Regions from separate parts of the Mus musculus genome. Here region 2 is linked to region 1. The links are chromatin contacts, found by POLR2A ChIA-PET in ENCODE. All regions are on one chromosome and are shown on one strand. The core of a region is the stretch at or near the end of the contact, and the rest is flanking DNA. Distances in the headings are between cores, read along the strand shown.

Region 1 (5,247 bases), core at 914-3,413:
GACAACCTCATTTGCTCTCTACTTACTGAGATAAGGTGAGATAAGGTCTCTCACTGAACCTGGAGCTTGACCAATCAGCTGGGTGGATTGGTCAATAAGTTCCAGGGACCTATCCTATTTCCTTCCCCAGCTCTGGGGCTAGGTACAGGTACAGGTACAGGTACAGGTACAGGTACAGGTACAGGTACAGGTACAGGTACAGGTACAGGTACAGGTACAGGTACAGGTACAGGTACAGGTAGACACAGGCCCTGGTGCTTGCATAGCAAGCACTTCATCCAGTGAGCCATTTCCCAGCCCTTCAGTTACTTTTTAAGATGGTGTTCCTGAAGTCTGACTTGCATAACCTAAAATGTGTGCAATCCACTAGGACATGCACTCAGGCCATCCCAGAGCATCCCAGCACTCCAGCAAGGGGTGGGTGCCCTGCTCCTTGCAGTCTTCAGGTACAGGTTCCCTCTACTTTGCCCTCCAGCCATACACATAACTTAATAATATTTAGAGAAAATAACATGGCTGTGCACTGCTGGAAAGTACTTTAGGTAAAGGAAGCAGAGGTGAGGCAGAGAGCATGTTACTGAGTACACGAGTCCCACACAGCAGTGTCTCCCATCATGCACAGAGCACAGGAGTCCCACACAGCAGTGTCTCCCACCATGCACAGAGCACACGAGTCCCACCCAATCTCTCCCATCATCTCTAGTGTCAACTCGACACACACTTGACACTCTTATCGGGGTTGACCCGAACCCAACCAACCACATGCTGGAAAATGTTTAATTTTTTTCAAATAACACTTATAGGCAGATTTGCAGTTTCCATCCAGCAGGTGCGTCATAGAGATCCAGCCATGACATTTACTTATAATCACAGAAATTGGAAGTCTGAAACAGGAGGATGGCAAGCAAGCATATCTATGAAGGGTGCCAGGGAACGGGAGTTGTATACATTTGTGAGCTGCGATGTGGGTGCTGAGAATTGAACCAGAGTCCTCTGACAGCAGACAGTGCTCTTAACCACTGAGCCACCTCTCCAACTCCCAATTTTTAATTCTTAGAGCAAAAATAAATAAGTACATTTATTTCATTAGCATGCAAATTTGGGGATTTTTAAAAAGTAAATAAATGGTAAATTACAGGTACACCAAAGACATTTTAAAACAAAATTCTTTATGGTTTGTTATGGTTGTTTATCACATAAAAATTTGATTTTGTAGGGGCTGGAGAGATGGCTCAGCGGTTAAGAGCACTGATTGCTCTTCCAGAGGTCCTGAGTTCAAATCCCACAACCACATGGTGGCTCACAGCCATCTGTAATGGGATCTGACTCCCTCTTCTGGAGTGTCTGAAGACAGCTACAGTGTACTTATATACATAATAAATAAATAAATCTTTTTAAAATTTTTTATTTTGTCGATCTATTTCATATGCCTATGTACCCAAGGCTGTACAAAAAATCCACAGGGAGAAGGGATCAGTAAGGGGAAGTTTCAGGAATGTTGGTTTTGAGAGTCAGGGAACACTGGGTCAGTCTCTGAATTACCTGGTTGATTGTGCCTGGGATATGGGCAGCTTCAGAACTTAGGGTCTATGGATGCTATGTAAGCAATCTCTCCAAGGTACTCATCATGCGCGCGCGCGTGCGCGCGCGCGCGCGCGTGTGTGTGTGTGTGTGTGTGTGTGTGTGTGTGTGTGTGTGTGTGTGTGTCTGTCTGTCTTTGTACATGTATCTGTCAGTGTTTATAGGAGTGTTCATGTGTTTCTGTGAATGTCTGTCTGCATGTGTCTCTGTACTGTACATGTCTGTCTCTGTGTATGTGTCTGTGAGTGTGTCTGCGTGTATGTTTATGTGTGTCTGTGTGTGTCTCTCTGAGTGAGTCCTCTGTCTGTGTGTGGTGTGTTTCCATTGACCCTGTTGGGTGGAAGCACCGCAGGTTTTTCTCCAGCTTCCTCCCTCCCTTCTCTACATGCTCACCTTTGCTGAAGCAGAGCCTTGCCCTTAGGGAGTCAGAGCCGTGAGATATCTCCTCTCTTGGCGACTAAGACCAACGTCAACTAAAACCACACCAGAAAAAGCAGCTTCTGTCCAGCACGTGCCCTACAGAGATCCAACCATGACATTTACTGCCCATCTGCCTGATAGCTGGGATCTGAGGCCCCCTGTCGGTGGAAACTGGCCAAATCACTCAGATTGCCCTGCCATGATTTGAGTCACCTTCTGCCTTGGGCTCCGAAGATCTGGGCTGAGTGAGCACTCTGGAATGAAGGCGGGCCTGAGCTTAGATATAAACACCGTTTCTCCCTGTGTGTCTCCTTCTCTCTGGGTCTCTCTCTGTGTGTTTTTCACCCTTCTTCCCACCCCTCCTTCTTTCCCTCTCTCTGTTCTTCCCCGTTCTTCCACTCTTCTCAGTTTTATTGAGACATTCTCCAAGCCCAGAACGCAGGGTTCTGATTTGTCAGAGGTGAGTGCAGGCCAGCTCTGGGAAGAGTAGGATTCTCATGTTCCAGGAGAGGCTGACCAGCGCTGCAGACTGAACTGGGGCCCAGCCGTCTGCTGACCTCTCAGCTCAGCTCAGCGCAGCGCAGGGCAGGCCCTCCCTCCTGCCCTTCTGCAAACCGCACCGCCCTGGAGACTGGAGTGTTTGTGGCAGCCTGGTCCCGCCCTCCCCCTCTCCTGGCGCCTCCCGGGTCCCACGCTCCGCCCAGGCTGAAGCAATGACTTATTTGTGTATTGAGGTCACGGCAGCCCCTGGGGACAGAGTTGTCAGCCTGTGCCGCGGCCACAGGGTAGGCACTCACCAAGTCAATAATCGGTCTGAGGACTAGCGACTAGCCTTTTATTCCTTAGGTCTTTGAATTTTAAATTTTTTTATAAGAAAGGCATTTTATGCTAAAATTATAATAAATGTTTCTTTTCTGTCCTATTCACATTAAAATTTTTTTAGCTATATAGTTTATTTCTAGGTTCTCTTCATTTTCTCTCACTCACTTTACATCTCTATCTCAGTACCCCTCTCCTCCCTTTCCATAACACGCCCCTCTTTCCAACCTGAAAAGGGGAATCCCCCCCCCCCCCACCAGTGTTTCTTTGAAATGAGAATGTGCCTGCGGGTTCAGGAGGTGAGATCTGGAGGATCCTGAATTACAGGCCAGCTTGAGCCGCATAGGGAGACCAAGTCAGAGAAAGAGCCGGGTGGGAGGGAGAGGTGGAGAGATGGGGAGAGGAAAAACAGGCTTGGCTGAAGGCTTGTGCTTGTTATACTAGTGTTTAGGAAGAGGAGGCAGGATAATCAGAAGTTCAGCCTCAGCTACATAGTCCATTTGAGGCCAGCCTGAGAAACATGAGAACCTGTCCCCAAAACTAGTGAGCCCCCTCCCACCGAATAAGTAAAATAAGCACATGCAAGTTTCAGAGAGACCGAGCTGGGAAGCTCAAGGCATCACTAGGCCACCCAGCAGAGAGAAGTCACCACCTCCTTTGCCTGGGGGTGGGGGTGGGGAGTGTGGATGTGTGGATGAACAAGCAGTCCCTGATTGTCCTTGTGCTCTGACAGGTCACCTTGCTGCCCTTTCAAGCACAGGACCCTGGCCTGGGGGTCACACAGATGCCTCCTTCTCACTATGCAGAAGCCTGCTGCTTTGTAAGCTCCTTTGGAGGCAGGGCAGTTTGCAGCTTGCTGAGAAGAGCATGGGTAGCAAGGCCTCCACACACAGGCAGCTCTGCTGCAGCCTCAGTGATGAGAGGCAGTGAAGCCTCTGAGCATGGTGGGCACAGTCTGAGGGTCCAAGATGCTGCCAGGGTCCTTCCTTCTACCCTGTAGAAGCTGTACATCTGCCCAGTTGACAACAATGGGGTTCTCCACTATGAAGGATGGACTACGGGGCACCCTTGAGTACGTGAGAGTTTCTGTGTAAGCACCACACCTAAGAGAAAAAATGATCTGCATTTCTCTTAGGTTGACTTATTTCACTTAACACAGTGCTCTCCGATTGCAATCATTTTTCTGCAAATGACGTCATTTCATTCTTTTTGGATGAATAAAAATCCATTGACTATATACACCATAACTTTTTTACCCTTCTATCTGGTGATAGGTACCAAAACTGATTCAATGCCCTGGCTGTTGTGAATAGTGCTACAAAATTGGGGGGAGGGGCTATTTTAAATATGCACATCTATATGACATGAAGATGAAAGAGCAATAGAGAGCAAGAGAGGGAGAGACTCAAGAGGTGCACATGACCACATTAAATAAGCACAGGGATGCACACGAGCACAGTGATGCACATGGACACAGGGATGCACATGGACACAGTGATGCACATGGACACAGTGATGCACATGGGCACAGGGATGCACATGATCACAGTGATGCACATGGACACAGGGAGTGTACCTGGTCACAATTAAAATGCATGATTCTAAAAATGATATCTAGCCCCACAATGTCCACATTTCCTGTCCCTCCCATTCCCCTTTGTGTTGATTAGCCAATTGCATAAGATGAGATGCAAGTGCAACAGCGTGAGATGCAGCCAACACCTGTGTTCAGCCACGCCTGCTTCCTGCTCACTAACCCAGTTTGCATTAGACACTTTCCTTTGCAATAAAACACTTTCCATTTATTCATGGTTATTTTTCAATGCCATTAGACTTGTTATTTTTTTACCCTATCAAAAGAATTAATTTGATTTTTTGTTTTTGTTTTTTTTTGTTTGTTTGTTTGTTTTATTTTATGTATATGTGTACACTGTAGCTGTCTTCAGACACACCAGAAAAGGGCATTGGATCCCATTACAGATGGTTGTGAGCCACCAGGTGGTTGCTGGGAATTGAACTCAGGATCTTTGTAAAGAGCAGTCATTGCTCTTAAACTTTGAGCCATCTCTCAAACCCTAATTTCTTTTTAATTTATACATTTTATTTTATGTTTTGTCTGCATATATTCATGTGCACTACATGTGTGCTTGGTGCCTGAGAGGTCAGAAGAAGACATTAGATTCTCTACAACTGGAGTTACAGAATGTTATGAACTGCCATGTGGGTGCTGGGAACTGAATTCAGGTGCTCTGCAAGAATTCCTAACCATAAAGCCATCTCTCCAGCTCTAATTACTTTATTTGTTTGTTTGTTTGTTTCTTTTGTTTTTTCAAGACAGGGTTTCTCTGTGTAGCTCTGGCTGTCCTGGAACTCACTCTATAGACCAGGCTGGCCTCAAACTCAGAAATCCACCTGCCTCTTAATTAC
Region 2 (5,247 bases), core at 1,628-4,127, 150 kb before region 1:
GTGTTGATGTTCTCAGGGGAGATGGCATGGACAGAATGGACCCACCTGAGTGCTCACAGACACCTGCCTCAGTGCTTGGCTTCCAGCATGTGCACACAGGTGTCTTTCAGAGTATTACAGTGATGAAATGCCCAGATCCAGTGGGCAGCAGGCAATTAGGGCTGGAAATGCTTTGCTCTGTGTTCCAGGTCAAGTAAGAGCCAGTCAAAGTCTAGGTCAAGGGTAGGGTTGCAGTTGCTTATCACTTGTCCTTCTCCTGTGGTAGAGGGAGGTTCCAGTCCGTAGGGGGCCTTTGCCTCAAGGCCCATACCAAGGTGTGCTTCTGAGCAGCCTGGACCCGAACCTGCTCGCTCTCACAGAGGGATCGCTGTACAAATGAGACTTGGTCACTTACTGTTTCACCACTGGATCCTAGGGCTCTTAGTACTGCTGCATGGCACCTATATCACCCTCTTCCTCAACACTCTTCTGAAGAGAGGAACACATGGGAGCACATGGTACACACAGGCTCAGCTGCTTCTATACCACACTCCTTGGCAACTGTTCTGTTTTAGCACACACCGGTCATCTTACTTCAGCAGTTTTATTTTGTGTTCTTTGGACATGTTTTAGACAGGGTCTCAAGTAGCCCAGGCTGGTCTCAAGATCACTATGTATGACCTTCAATTCTGAGATTGTTGTCTCCACCTCCCGAGTGCCGCAATTATAAGCATGCACAACTATGTTCAGTCTCTGCCTTCAGCCATGCAAAACCCGCTAAGCCTCAGCAACAGCAGACCTGGAGAGTGTGGAGCTAGTTACCCGCCTAGCCTGGGAGTGAGGACACTGGGTGGGGAAGAGAGGGAGAGCGTCTAAAATTACTGTTGGACTCTGCACAGGGTATGTGTAAAAGGTGCCCCCCATCCTGCCAGCTTCTTTCAGCCACTGCCAACAGACACTAGACAGTGTATTATGACAGGGCTGATCCTGGCAAAGTGTCAGGTGCTATGTAGGCCTCTTTACAAACATTCTTAAACTGGGAGCGGTAGTATTCCCAACAGTTGGCAGACAAAGCCAAAAGGATCTGAAGTTCCAAACCAGCCTGGGCTATACAGCCAGACCCCATCTCTAACATGATCACATGATCATTATTACTTAATAAGCAAATAGGAGCCGGGCAGTGGTGGCACACGCCTTTAATCCCAGCACTTGGGAGGCAGAGGCAGGAGGATTTCTGAGTTCCAGGCCAGCCTGGTCTACAGAGTGAGTTCCAGGACAGCCAGGGCTATATAGAGAAACCCTGTCTCGAAACAAAACAAAACAAAACAAAACAAAGAAGCAAATAGGGGCCTAGTATGTGGGTGAATGCCTGTAGTCCCAGCACTCAGGAGATGGAGACGTCCAAGTTCAGAGAGATCCTGCCTCAGTATATAAGGTGGGAAGTGACTGAGGAAGATGCCTAATGTCAACAGAGGGTCTCTCTACATGCAATGTGTGCACATATATACACACGCATGCCACGCACTCGCACACACAAAGACTTTTTAAAAAGGCTTGTAAGGACTAGAGAGATCCCTCAGCAGTTAGAGGCTGCTTTCCAGAGGACTGGGATTCGGTTCCCAGCACTCAAACATCAGCTTACAACCATCTGAAACTACAGTTCCAGAGGACCCTCAGGCAGTAGATTCACATGGTACAGATAAATATGCAGGAAAAACACACATAAAATAAGAATAAAAGTACTTTAAAAACTATATAGAAGCCTAGTGGTTGTGGCACACGCTTTTAATCCCAGAATTCAGGAGGCAGAGGCAGACGGAACTCTGAGTTCAAAACCAGCCTGGTCTACAGTGAGTTCCAGGACAGCCAGGGCTATACAGAAAAACCCTGTCTCAATCACAACAACAAAAAAAAATAAATAAAAAAAAATAAAAATAAAATAAAGAAATAATTGCTTCTGTGTTCTGAGTTTCCCGGTGAATTGCTTCTCCATGACCCTGGCCATTTCTCTATTCAGAAACATCTTTGTTTCTTACACTAATTTATGATAGCTGACATATAGTTACAGACAGTTAAGTTTCCAGTCTTTTGCTTTCCGCCATGTTTTTTACTTTCGCCATGTCTACATGGCTATCTAGAGTAAGTAGAGGTTTCTTCACATCTCCCTCGAAAAGGTCCAGCAACAGCCTCCATACTTGTCTCTGTCCTCTACAGTACCCTTCACACTCTCAGGTCCAGACTGACCTGCCAAAGATAACTCAATTCACAAGTACTGGAACATTTTTAGGTGCTCTTGGACTCATTCTTATGCCCTCTATAGCCCACCCTCGTGCTCCAGACACGTTGGCTTTTCTCTTCCTCCGTCCTATCCCCAAGGGCTGGGTGAAGGCAAGCTTGCTGTCAAGCTGATGACTCTAACGCTATAAGGTTACTCTCTCCAAGCCTCTCTATACTTCCCTTCCTTCTGCGCCCCCCTCCCCGCGCCGCCCCACCCCGTAACTGAGGCTGTCTAAAGTCTCGTTGATAACGCAGTTTGGTACTCAGGAGAGAAACACGAGAGAGTTGCCCCAAGGATCTGCGCATACATCCACACCCAGCCCGCACCTGGGCCTCGGCGCTGCGGCTCTCCTCCCACTCGCGGCAGTTAGTCAGGTCGCGGAGCCACTGCCTGCAATCCGGCCGCTTGCCGTGGACGTAGTAGTGGTGTAGGACGTGCCCGACGCTGCGGCAGAGCTCCCACTCGGCGCGGTAGACCTCGCACGGCCGGGGAGGCTGCGGGGAGAGACAGCGGAGAGCGCGGGCAGCCCCCAGGGCCTGATCCCACCCAGCCCAGGAGCCCAGGAGCCAAGCACACTCACCTGCCAGCTCCCTGCGACCGCCATGTCCAGGCCCCGTGTGACTGACAGGGACATGAACCAATGAGCTCCAAGCAAACGCGCACTAAACAGGACGTCTGCACTGAGTGGCTGATAGTCAGAGGCCACACTACCTGGTGTCTAGCCGATGGCTTGGCTTCAAAGTCACATAAGGTATTAATTAGCATTCGGAAAAAACAGGAGTTCTGGTCAGTTCTCCCAGTTTTTTATTTTTCAAATCCGTATGTGGTTCAGTTTTTGAAGTACAGACTCTTGAACTCTTGAGTAACCCACCTGGCGGACTGAAATTGCAGGTATGTAGCCTGAGCATACACAGAGTGTAGGTGAGCTTGATTTGGTGTATGGAGAGGAGGAAGGCAGTGCAGGATGACTAAGGGTGAAAGAAGTTCTCCTAGAAGTGACAGGCTCAGGGTTGCACACCTTTAATCCCAGCATTCAGGAAACAAGAGCAGGGACATCTCAGTGAGTCAGTTCTAGACCAGAAAGGAATATATATATATATATATATATATATATATATATATATTAGTGAGACCCTGTCTCAAAAAGGAAACAAACCCAACAACAAAAACAATTTAAAAAAAAAAAAAAAAACCTAACTGGAGATCATAAGGTGAGATGACTCAGCTGTAGAGAAACTTGTGAACAGAACCAAGGACCCGAGTTTGATCCCTCCTAGTTTGATCCTTCTAGGCGACAGAAGGGACTCCTGAGCACTGTACTCTTATCTACACATGCAGTCACATTTTTATTAGTGCACTTGTGTGTATAACTATGTATGTGCAACACATATACTTAGATCATCTGGAACTGGAGTTACAGTTATAATTACAGGCTATGAGCCACCATGTGAGTGCTGGGAAGCAAACCTGGATCCTCTGCACGAACAAGTGCTTAACTGAGCTCTTTCCAGCCTGACCAAGTTAGCTAACAGAATCCTACAAATGAAAGCTGTCTTACTGCTAGGGAAACTGAGACAGCCCCATAGGACAGGTCGGGCAGGTTACCACAGCATTTATGCCTTCCAGAGCCACATTTGGCCAGTAATGATGTATGTGCCAGAGTTAGGAGCCAATTAAGTTTATGGATATTTCTAAGAGCAAATGGACACACTCTGGAACTACAAACATAGAGGGAAAGTGCACCCTCCATGAGGACCTTGCTAGGCCTGACCAGCTCCACTCCAAGCATCAGGGAGTGACATCCATCCCTACAGCCTCCACAAGTCTCGGAAATAGTCTCTAACGACAGGATGAAGTAGGGTGCTGCTGCAAGGGGGCCTTCCTATGACTTCTGGCTAGTGGCCCATACCACCAATCTACAACATACCATATCAAACTAGAGGCGAGTTTTAATCAGTTTATTTAATTCTTCAATAAGAATTATTCTCAGGGAACAAATTTTAAATAGCTGGATCAGCATGTCAAAAGACCTTACATCATACAAAGTGCAGATCTGAAGACAATAAAACAGTAAGAAAATGGGGTATGGGGGAGCCTCAGTGGCAGAGTGTGTGGCATGCTTAATATTCACGAGGTTCTGGTTCAATCCTAGCACTTGAAAAACAGACAAACCATCAGAACCTTGGGTAATAAATGTAGCGGAGGGCGGGCAGTGGTGGCGCACACCTTTAATCCCAGCACTTGGGAGGCAGAGGCAGGTGGATTTTTGAGTTCAAGGCCAGCCTAGTCTACAAAGTGAGTTCCAGGACAGCCAGGGAACTCTGTCTTGAAAAGCCACAAAAATAAATAAAAATAATAATAAAAAATAAATGTAACGGGGGCACGTTACTCAAGCATGTATTCATTCTGCCTTTCATATCTGGCTTCATCATGGAATTCACTGAGAGCGAGCAGATTAAAATGAGAGCGCTTTCATCTGGATGAGATCCCTTCTGAGTCACTGTAAATAAAAACAGAGGCCATCTTTGTCTGGTACTCAAGTGCTGGCCTGAGTAGCCATGATGGGCTAAAGACACTGCACCATGAACAGACATGGGGAAGAAGAGTGAGTCAGGAATCGGGAGCTGCTCTGCTGAGGCTGTGAGGGCCCTGAAGCTGGAGTTAGGGAGTGGAGGAGGCCACCACCTAGAGGACCCCAGCGCTCTCTCCCCCAGATCAAGCACACAACCTCCAAGTTCTGCTGCTTTGTATCCAGGACAAGCTTGATAGTTCTCAGGTAACTTTAAACAAACCATAAATAACAGAGTATCTCTGAACTTGTCAGAGCCAGTAACTGTAAGCCAGGTGCAATCGGATCTTTTATTTTCCAGTCAGCCAACAGTTTTAGACTTAGGGCTTTCTTCCCTTCTTACGCAGTGACTGTCCTTCTCCAGAGAAAGCAATGAATCTGCCTCCAGCTTCATCCTAGGTATGAAAATAGGATATTATTT

What was found. ChIA-PET counts read pairs that join two places held with the same protein, here RNA polymerase II (POLR2A).
Region 2: POLR2A ChIA-PET joins it to region 1 with 11 read pairs in embryonic stem cell. The contact joins the promoter of 2510002D24Rik here to the enhancer-like site in region 1. POLR2A ChIA-PET finds 5 or more read pairs at or near these places in 3 of 5 experiments (Patski and embryonic stem cell).

Annotation. Positions count from the first base shown.
Region 1 is chr16:18,684,504-18,689,750 of GRCm38, reverse strand. No RefSeq gene overlaps it. Among named protein-coding and RNA genes, the nearest start is that of Gm41429, 9.6 kb to the left of the region's middle. Within about 2 kb of position 2,163, at least 2 of the 3 ENCODE cell types and tissues checked have a DNase peak (open chromatin) inside an H3K27ac peak, as active enhancers do.
Region 2 is chr16:18,834,210-18,839,456 of GRCm38, reverse strand. 2510002D24Rik (RIKEN cDNA 2510002D24 gene) reads right to left here and starts at 2,877. Exons shown (of 3, transcript NM_001033164.2): 1 at 2,838-2,877; 2 at 2,584-2,751; 3 at 1-367. The coding sequence starts at 2,861. The coding sequence ends at 242. It overlaps Ufd1 (ubiquitin recognition factor in ER-associated degradation 1), which reads right to left. Exons shown (of 12, transcript NM_011672.4): 12 at 4,196-5,221. The coding sequence ends at 5,147.